Linked DNA regions of Homo sapiens: all the other regions are linked to region 2. Evidence: chromatin contacts called from ENCODE Hi-C or POLR2A ChIA-PET data. All regions are on one chromosome and are shown on one strand. The core of a region is the stretch at or near the end of the contact, and the rest is flanking DNA. Distances in the headings are between cores, read along the strand shown. Region 1 overlaps MPV17L-BMERB1 (MPV17L-BMERB1 readthrough). Region 2 has its middle 20 kb from the start of MIR6506. Region 3 overlaps NDE1 (nudE neurodevelopment protein 1).

Region 1 (2,975 bases), core at 305-2,804, 110 kb before region 2:
GTGCCCGGCCAGGAATTACACTTTTAGAAATTTGTATTATACAGATATTTGCAGGAATGCATGAAGATCTGTATAAGAGAATTTCATTAGAGCATTGTGTCTAATAATAAAAAATTAGAATCAGTCTAAGAGTCCATCCATAGAGAAGTGGCTAAACTATGGTAGAACTTTAGAGCAAAATATTATGTAGCTATTTGGAAAAGAATGCAGAAGATCTAATTGTATCATCATGGAATGGTCTTCAAGATATTAAGTAGAAAGTCACCAAGTGGAAAAACAAGTCACAGAATATGTAGAGCATGTTCCCATTTCTGCTAAAAAAAAAATAATAATACAAAAACTCAGCCGGGCACAGTGGCTCATGCCTGTAATCCCAGCACTTTGGGAGGCCGAGGCGGGTGGATCACGAGGTCAGGGGATCGAGACCATCCTGGCTAACACGGTGAAACCCCGTCTCTGCTAAAAATACAAAAAAATTAGCTGGGTGTGGTGGTGGGCACCTGTAGTCCCAGCTACTCCGGAGGCTGAGGCAGGAGAATGGCGTGAACCCGGGAGGCGGAGCTTGCAGTGAGCCGAGATTGTGCCACTGCATGCCAACCTGGGCGACAGAGTAAGACTCCATCTCAAAAAAAAAACCCACCCAGGTGCATGCCCAACTACTACCAGCGATTTGTCACCTCTGAGAAGAGGAGTGGGATTGGAAGAGAGATGTCAAGGGAACTCTTTTCTTTCCTTTTTAAAACCTACTTCTAGATTGTCTGCATTTTCTATAACAAGAATTAATTAACATATTGCTTGTGTACTTATTTTCTTTTTCTTTTCTTTCTTTTTTTTTTTTGAGATGGAGTCTCTCTCTGTCCCTCAGGCTGGAGTGCAATAATAGCATGATCTCGGGTCACTGCAACCTCCACCTCCCAGGTTCAAGCAACTCTCCTACCTCAGCCTCCCAAGTAGCTGGGATTACAGGTGCCTGCCACCATGCCCGGCAAATTTTTGTATTTTTTTTTTTAGTAGAGACGGGGTTTCACTACGTTGACTAGCCTGGTCTTGAACTCCTGACCTCAAGTGATCTGCCCACCTCAGCCTCCCAAAGTGCTGGGATTACAGGCATGAGCCACCGCGCCTGGCCTGCTGTGTAATTCTAAATAATCATCAGGACCATGAACCTGACCATCTGTGAAAGACAGAGATGTTTCCTGGCAGGATAGGGTCCACTGCCATTGATATTGGCAAGGTGCCTGCTGCTCCTTAGCCTGCTGTAGGTACCAGATTGACCTTGAGTAGAACCAGCCTTGAGAGAAGAGGAAAGGAGAGCCAGGCCCTAATCATAGGGATCCCCAGGGGTGTAGATGATGTTAAGGCAACATCTTCTCTGTGTCTAAGAGAAAAAGAATCTGCCCTGAGTATGAACTGACTTGTGTGCTTTGAGGTCAGTGTCCTAAACAGGAAGCCATGAGGTGAGCAGAGACACTTCCCTGCTGCCTGGGGCTGGGAGTTGGGAAGTGAGAAAACATCCTAGTGGCCACCAGAACCATCCAGTGGGTGGCTCTGAATCCTGCATTGATTTGTTGGGAGACTTTGGAGGAGGAGCCTGGTGTGGAGGGTTGAGCCTGGTGAGTTGGAGGCAGCAGCTGGTTACTTTCCATGCAGAGCAGCTTGGAGTTGAGTCACTCGACAATCCAAGGGCACCTGTGGAAGCAGCCATGACTCATGCTACCTTCAGTTTCACATCTGGAGGAGGAAATCACTGACAAAGCAAAGCAAGGCGACTTCTGGGGGCTGCCGTGTAGGATTCTCCCATGTTTAAAAAAGAAAAAAAGATTGTACAGGATTTAAACATAGCATTTATTGCCTGTGTTCTTAGTTATAAAATTAATACATGTACATAATAATTGTTGTAGTTAGTTATTTTATTCAGCATTTATCCTATGTCAGGTACTGATGCTTCAAGCTTTACATGCGTTGTCTCACTTAGTGTTTCTGACCATTCAGTGGGGGAGATCTGTTATTATACCCATTTTACAGATATGGAAACTGAGTCTATACACACACACACGCGCGTAAAACACATAGAAAAAAATCACCCACAATTCTACCCGCCAAAGTCAACCAACATCCTGATGCGTGTTTTTCTAGTAACCTTTTAATATTTTTCCTGTGTAGCTAATATCCAACTATTTTACTTTCCCATATCCTGCCTTTTTCACTCAGCTCTAAATTATGATCCTAGTCCCAAATCATCACATATTCTTCAATAACTTAACTAGTCCATATGGCCAAACATTGTATGTTTCCAATTTTTCCACTGTTATAAAGGTTGCTGTTGTGAGTTATCTTAGTGGGCTAAACTCCGATTATTCCTCTAGGAAGAACATGGAATGATACATTCTTCTAAAGAAATGTTCTGTGTTTCTATGCTCTTCCCTCTACTAGGAGGCACTTGAACGGAGTGGTTGAGAGTTGTAAAAACCTATTTTTATTTATTTATTTATTTTTGAGACAGAGTTTCTCTCTGAAGCCCAGGCTGGAGTGCAATGGCATGATCTCAGCTCACTGCAACCTCTGCCTCCTGGGTTCAAGTGATTCTCCTGCCTCAGCCTCTCAAGTAGCTGGGGTTATAGATGTCCACCACCATACCTGGCCAATTTTTGTAGTTTTATTAGAGATGAGGTTTCCCCATGTTGGCCAGGCTGGTCTCGAACTCTTGACCTCAGGTGATCCACTCGCCTCGGCCTCCCAAAGTGCTAGGATTACAGGCATGAGCCACCGTGCCTGGCCAGAAAAATCTATGTTTGAGTCCCAGCTCTCTGCTGATCTACAACTATGTAAACTTGGGCAAGTTATGTCCCCTTTCTGGCCCTTGCATACTTACCTATAAAACAAGGCTAAAGTAATATTTACTACCTCAAGGGTTGCTGTGAGGATTAACGATGTAATTACTGTAGGTAGAGGTATCTTAGTCCATTTCATGTTGC
Region 2 (2,700 bases), core at 149-2,648:
TGGCTGCACCACTCCAGTCTTCACCTCTGTCTCCACGTGGCCGCCTCCGCTGTATATGTGCCTCTGTGCACCCTCTCATCTTAAAAAGACACCAGTCATTGGAGTGAGGGCCACCCGAATGCAGTATGATCTCATTTGGACCCTTTCCTTAATTACTTCTGCAAAAACCCTCTTTCCAACCAAGGTCACATTCTGAGGCTCCACGTAGACATGCATTTGGGGAGGACCCAATTCCACCCACCACAGACCCCTCCCGCTCCAACGTGCAGTGAAAACTCAGGCTGCAAAGGGCCCACCGCCCTCTTTTCCCCATAAAAAATGTGGGTCAAGGCTGGGCACTGTGGATCATGCCTGTAATCCCAGCACTTTGGGAGGCCGAGGTGGGAGGCTCACTTGAGGTCAGGAGCTCATGACCAACTTGGCTAACATGGTGAAACCCCATGTCTACTAAAAATACAAAAATTAGCAAGTGTGGTGGCACATGCTTGTAATCCCAGCTACTCGGGAGGCTAAGGCAGGAGAATCGGTTGAAACCAGGAGGCGGAGGTTGCAAAGAGCCGAGATCGCACCATTGCACTCCAGCCTGGGCAACAGAGTGAGACTCCATCTCGGAAAAAAAAAAGGGGGGGCTTGGGGGGTCCGGGCGTGGTGGCTCAAGCCTGTAATCCCAGCACTTTGGGAGGCCGAGGCGGGCGGATCACGAGTTCAGGAGATCGAGACCATCCTGGCTAACACGGTGAAACCCCATCTCTACTACAAATACAAAAAATTAGCCGGGCGTGGTGGTGGACGCCTGTAGTCCCAGCTACTCAGGAGGCTGAGGCAGGAAAATGGCGTGAACCCGGGAGGCGGAGCTTGCAGTGAGCAGAGCTTGCGGTGAGCAGAGATTGTGCCACTGCACTCCAGCCTGGGCGACAGAGCGAGACTCCATCTCAAAAAAAAAGGGGAGAGGGGAGTGGGGGGGTCAGCGAGGTCTGACCTCAGGCCAGTTATACAGCAGTCACTCACAGATCCAACGAACCAGAGGAGATCAAACCCTCATCAAAATCCTGCCTCTGGTACTTCCGCTAAGCTCTGGGTACACCTACTGTATGTTCCTGTAATTCCTACTGATTTTTTTAAAAAAAGAAAACATTAAAAAATCCAATTTATTTAAGCTGTCACAGACGCTTCCAGATTACCAGGGCCACCTTCCAAGCTGGGAAACCTTGCAGACTGTGGGGTCCTGCACACCTAGACTTGCTCCTTTTAGAAGCCATGGAGGAGGTTGATAATGGGAATAACATTTATTGTAGCTTATCTCTATGCCTTGAGCAATGTGCTCACACTGGCTGGTTCCCTCCTCACATCAGCCTGATGAGTCAGATCCTGTTATTACTTCTCACTTTACAGATGAGGAAGTAGCAGTAAATCCATTACCCTTTTCAAGCGGAGGTTGCAAGAGGTTGCAAGCGGAGGCAGAATAAACACTTGAAACAGTGAGTCAGATCCTGTTATCACTTCTCACTTTACAGATGAGGAAGTGGCAGTAAATCCACTGCCCACGGTCCCAGGGGTTGTTAGTGACAGAGTCATCATTCATCTCCCTCCCTCCCCACCACTGTAGCCCCAATTGTTCTTTCTCTTCCCATCGGAGGGATTTAAACAGGTCTCTCCCATTTAAAAGCAAACAGGGCTGGACACGGTGGCTCACGCCTGTAATCCCAGCACTTTGGGAGGCCGAGGCGGGCAAATCACGAGATCAGGAGATTGAGACCATCCTGGCTAACATGGTGAAAACCCATCTGTACTAAAAATACAAAAAAATTACCTGGGCATGGTGGTGGGCGCCTGTGGTCCCAGCTACTTGGGAGGCTGAGGCAGGAGAATCGCTTGAACCTGGGAGGCAGAGGTTGCAGTGAGCCGAGATTGCGCCACTGCACTCCAGTCTGGAGACACAGCAAGACTTTGTCTCAAAACACACACACACACACACACACACACACACACACAACACAACACAACAACAACAACAACAAAAAAAGTGTCCTCTTCCTTTTAGAGAATTTAAAAAACAGGGTGAAACCCCATGTCTACTAAAAATACAAAAATTAGCAAGTGTGGTGGCACATGCTTGTAATCCCAGCTACCCGGAAGGCTAAGGCAGGAGAATCGGTTGAAACCAGGAGGCGGAGGTTGCAAAGAGCCGAGATCGCACCATTGCACTCCAGCCTGGGCAACAGAGTGAGACTCCATCTCGGAAAAAAAAAGTGGGGGCTTGGGGGTTCCGGGCATGGTTGACTGTGTGACTATATTATATCTATACATAATATATAGATATATATCTATATATAATATATAGATATCTATATATTATATATAGATATATATCTCTATTATATATAATAGATATATCTATTTATATATAGATATTATAGAGACATCTATATCTATATCTATATATAATATCTATATTATATTACGCCTGTAATCCCCGCACTTTGGGAGGCCGAGGCAAGTGAACCACTTGAGGCCAGGAGTTTGAGACGAGCCAGAGCAACATGGCAAAACCCCGTCTCAAAAAAAATTAGCCAGGTGTGGTGGCAGCATCTGTAATCCCAGCTGTTCGGAGGCTGAGGCATGAGAATCGCTTGAACCCGGTAGGAGGTTGCAGTGAGCCGAGATCGTGCCACTGCACCCCAGTCTGGGCGATAGAGTGAG
Region 3 (2,784 bases), core at 122-2,621, 91 kb after region 2:
TCTCCTGCATTGAAAATAATTTTTTCCGTGGTAATCTTTTGTTTGTTGACTTTGTCTATTGTATCATTTTCCATACAAATATTTCCTTTTTTCTCTTTTGAAAAAAAATTTTTTATACATGTATTTTTCATTTTTAGGTCATCAGTTACATCTTTTTTTAAATACCTTCTAGGTTTGCAGATTTCACTAGGGAAGTCTCCTTGGTTCTTGATTGTTCATGTGTTTTGTGTTTTTTTTGCAATATTTTTTAATTGTTTAATTTTTTTGTATCCTTATTCCTTAGTCTGCAATGAATTTATTTTTGTATCTAGTATAAGATACAAGTTCAATTTTATTTTTATTTTCTTTAGGTGGATAGCCCAGTTGTGCCAGCACTGTTAAACACTGCCTTTTTTTTTTTTTTTTTTTTTTTTTTTTTTGAGACTGGGCCTCGCTCCATTGCCCAGAGTAGAGTGCCATGGTGCAATTACAGCTCACTGGAGCCTTGACCTCCTGGGGCAAGTGATTCTCCCACCTCAGCCTCCTGAGTGTCTGGGACTATAGGCATGTGCCACTATACCTGGCTAATTTTTGTATTTTTTGTAGATACAGGGTTTTTCCATGTTGCCTAGGCTGGTCTCAAAGTCCTGGACTCGGTCTGTCCACCTTGGCCTCCCAAAGTGCTGGGATTATAGGCATGAGCCACCATACCCGGCCTTTGGCATATTTTAAAATTGGGTTGTTCGTTGTTTTTTTTCCCATGATTTCTAGGAGATTTTTATATATTTGTCTGTGACATGAATGGACAGTATTGGGAGTTTGTCATTTGTTTCCAGCTTTGTCTGATGTATATTTTATTGTACAGAGTTACTGATTTGTTTTGTTTTGAGTCAGAGTCTTGCCCTATGGCCCAGGCTGGAGTGCAGGTGCAGGATCTCGGCTAACTGCAACCTCCACCCTCCCAGGTTCAAGCTATTCTCCTGCCTCAGCCTCCCAAGTAGCTGGGATTACAGGCGCCCACTGCCACGCCTGGCTAATTTTTGTATTTTTAGCGGAGATGGGGTTTCACCATGTTGGCCAGGCTGGTATTTGATTTTTTTGTAGTCAGATTTCTTAGTCATAGTTAGAAGGGCCTTGTGCACTCCAAGGTTTATAAAGCAATTAGCCAAGTGTTTTCTTGTAGTATTTTTGTTTTTTCTTTCTTTTCTATTTTTATTTTTGTACTAAACGTGCATTGTTTTTGTTAATACAATTTGGCCAAATGCTGAATAGTTTAGTGTTAAAAATCGGATGAGGTAGAAGCCCAGTTCACCATTATAGAATCAATAAAGTTCTAGGTCACCAAAGTTTTATGTATTTATGTTTTGAGACAAGGTCTCTCTCTGTCGCCCCTGCTGGAGTGCAGTGGCACGATCACTTCAGCCTCCCCAGTAGCTGGGACTACAGTCATGTGCCACCATGACTCACTAATTTGTGTATTCTTTGTAAAGACCGGGTTTCTCCATGTTGCCTAGGCTCCAAAGCTTTATTTTAAAGACTTGAAAATGTTACAATTTTGTGCAAGTTTAATAGTTATATTTAGAACGTTTGACAGTCTTCTCCAAGAACAAGAGTTTCTCAGCACCATCAGCTGTTTGATTGCTCTCATGGTCCTTCTTCTATACGTCCCTCAAACGAAACTACTCACTTTTAACTGAGGACAGGCACTTTGTATAAGAATAACCTTGAAAAGTGTGCAGGACCTAATTGGAAGTAACTAAAAATTAAATACATTTCCTAAAGGTTACTTTGTTTCATATGAGTACTAAGATGCCAAAAAGTTTTACAAAAATTCAAATAGATTTAATCTAGTTTTACTCTTTTCATAAGTTTTTCATTTTATTTTATTTATTTATTTTTGAGACAGAGTCTTGCTCTGTAGCCCAGGCTGGAGTGCAGTGGTGCGATCTTAGCTCACTGCAGCCTCTGCCTCCCAGGTTCAAATGATTTTCCTGCCTCAGCCTCTCGAGTAGCTGGGACTACATTGCATGTGCCATTATGCCCAGCTAATTTTTCTATTTTTAGTAGAAATGGGGTCTCACCATGGTCCTGACCTCAAGCGATCCACCACCTCGGCCTCCCAAAGTGCTGGGATTATAGCCGTTAGCTCTCACACCCAGTCCAACTTACACATTTTTTTTTTTTAAAGAGATGGGGTCACACAGTGTTTCCCAGGCTGGTCTCAAACTCCTGGATTCAAACAATCTTCCCATCTCGGCTTGCCAAAGTGTTGGGATTACAAGCATGAGCCACTGTGCCCAGCCAATTCCATGGACTTTTAAAGCATTTTTTGGCTCAAAAAGGATATGTTCTTAGTTATCTAACCAGTATATCTCTTTATATTTACTGAAAATCTGTTTTCCTATTTAAGTATTTTCAGGTTCTCAATAACTGCACATGAAATTAACAGCTTTCATAGTCACAAATTATTGCAATATTTTGCTGTTATACTAAATATGGGTTTTTTTTGTTTGTTTTTAAGACAGAGTCTAGCTCTGTTACCCAGGCTGGAGTGCATTGGCACAATCTTGGCTCACTGCAAGCTCCGCCTCCCAGGTTCATGCCATTCTCCTGGCCTCAGCCTCCCGAGTACCTGGGACAACAGGCACCCGCTACCACGAACCGGCTAATTTTTTTGTATTTTTAGTAGAGATGGGGTTTCGCCATGTTAGCCAAGATGGTCTCGATCTCCTGACTTTGTGATCCACCCGCCTCAGCCTCCCAAAGTGCTGGGATTACAGGCACTAAATATGCTTTTATACATTA

Evidence for each region. Hi-C counts contacts between places; a loop is a spot of excess contacts on that map. ChIA-PET counts read pairs that join two places held with the same protein, here RNA polymerase II (POLR2A). Pooled maps may share reads with other maps.
Region 1: a loop to region 2 is called in a map of PC-9, with 8 times the contacts of the local background. The contact joins two enhancer-like sites. A Hi-C loop is called at or near these places in 4 of 168 maps with a recorded cell type or tissue (HCT116, PC-9, endothelial cell of umbilical vein and 1 more) and 9 of 50 pooled maps. POLR2A ChIA-PET finds 5 or more read pairs at or near these places in 6 of 52 experiments (HCT116, HEK293, HepG2 and 3 more).
Region 3: a map of CD14-positive monocyte shows a loop between it and region 2 (2.1-fold over the local background). The contact joins two enhancer-like sites. A Hi-C loop is called at or near these places in 2 of 168 maps with a recorded cell type or tissue (CD14-positive monocyte and naive thymus-derived CD4-positive, alpha-beta T cell) and 12 of 50 pooled maps. POLR2A ChIA-PET finds 5 or more read pairs at or near these places in 9 of 52 experiments (CD4-positive, alpha-beta T cell, CD4-positive, alpha-beta memory T cell, HepG2 and 6 more).

The regions. Positions count from the first base shown.
Region 1 is chr16:15,480,902-15,483,876 of GRCh38, forward strand. The region is part of intron 1 of MPV17L-BMERB1 (MPV17L-BMERB1 readthrough); the gene reads left to right. The region is part of intron 1 of BMERB1 (bMERB domain containing 1); the gene reads left to right. Among named protein-coding and RNA genes, the nearest start is that of BMERB1, 48 kb to the left of the region's middle. Within about 2 kb of position 1,555, at least 14 of the 41 ENCODE cell types and tissues checked have a DNase peak (open chromatin) inside an H3K27ac peak, as active enhancers do; they include HCT116 and PC-9, where a contact is called at or near this core.
Region 2 is chr16:15,589,638-15,592,337 of GRCh38, forward strand. No RefSeq gene overlaps it. Among named protein-coding and RNA genes, the nearest start is that of MIR6506, 20 kb to the right of the region's middle. RefSeq lists enhancers at 889-2,088, 1,435-1,729. Within about 2 kb of position 1,399, at least 33 of the 41 ENCODE cell types and tissues checked have a DNase peak (open chromatin) inside an H3K27ac peak, as active enhancers do; they include CD14-positive monocyte, HCT116 and PC-9, where a contact is called at or near this core.
Region 3 is chr16:15,680,865-15,683,648 of GRCh38, forward strand. The region is part of intron 4 of NDE1 (nudE neurodevelopment protein 1); the gene reads left to right. Among named protein-coding and RNA genes, the nearest start is that of NDE1, 32 kb to the left of the region's middle. RefSeq lists an enhancer at 1,268-1,562. Within about 2 kb of position 1,372, at least 5 of the 41 ENCODE cell types and tissues checked have a DNase peak (open chromatin) inside an H3K27ac peak, as active enhancers do; they include CD14-positive monocyte, where a contact is called at or near this core.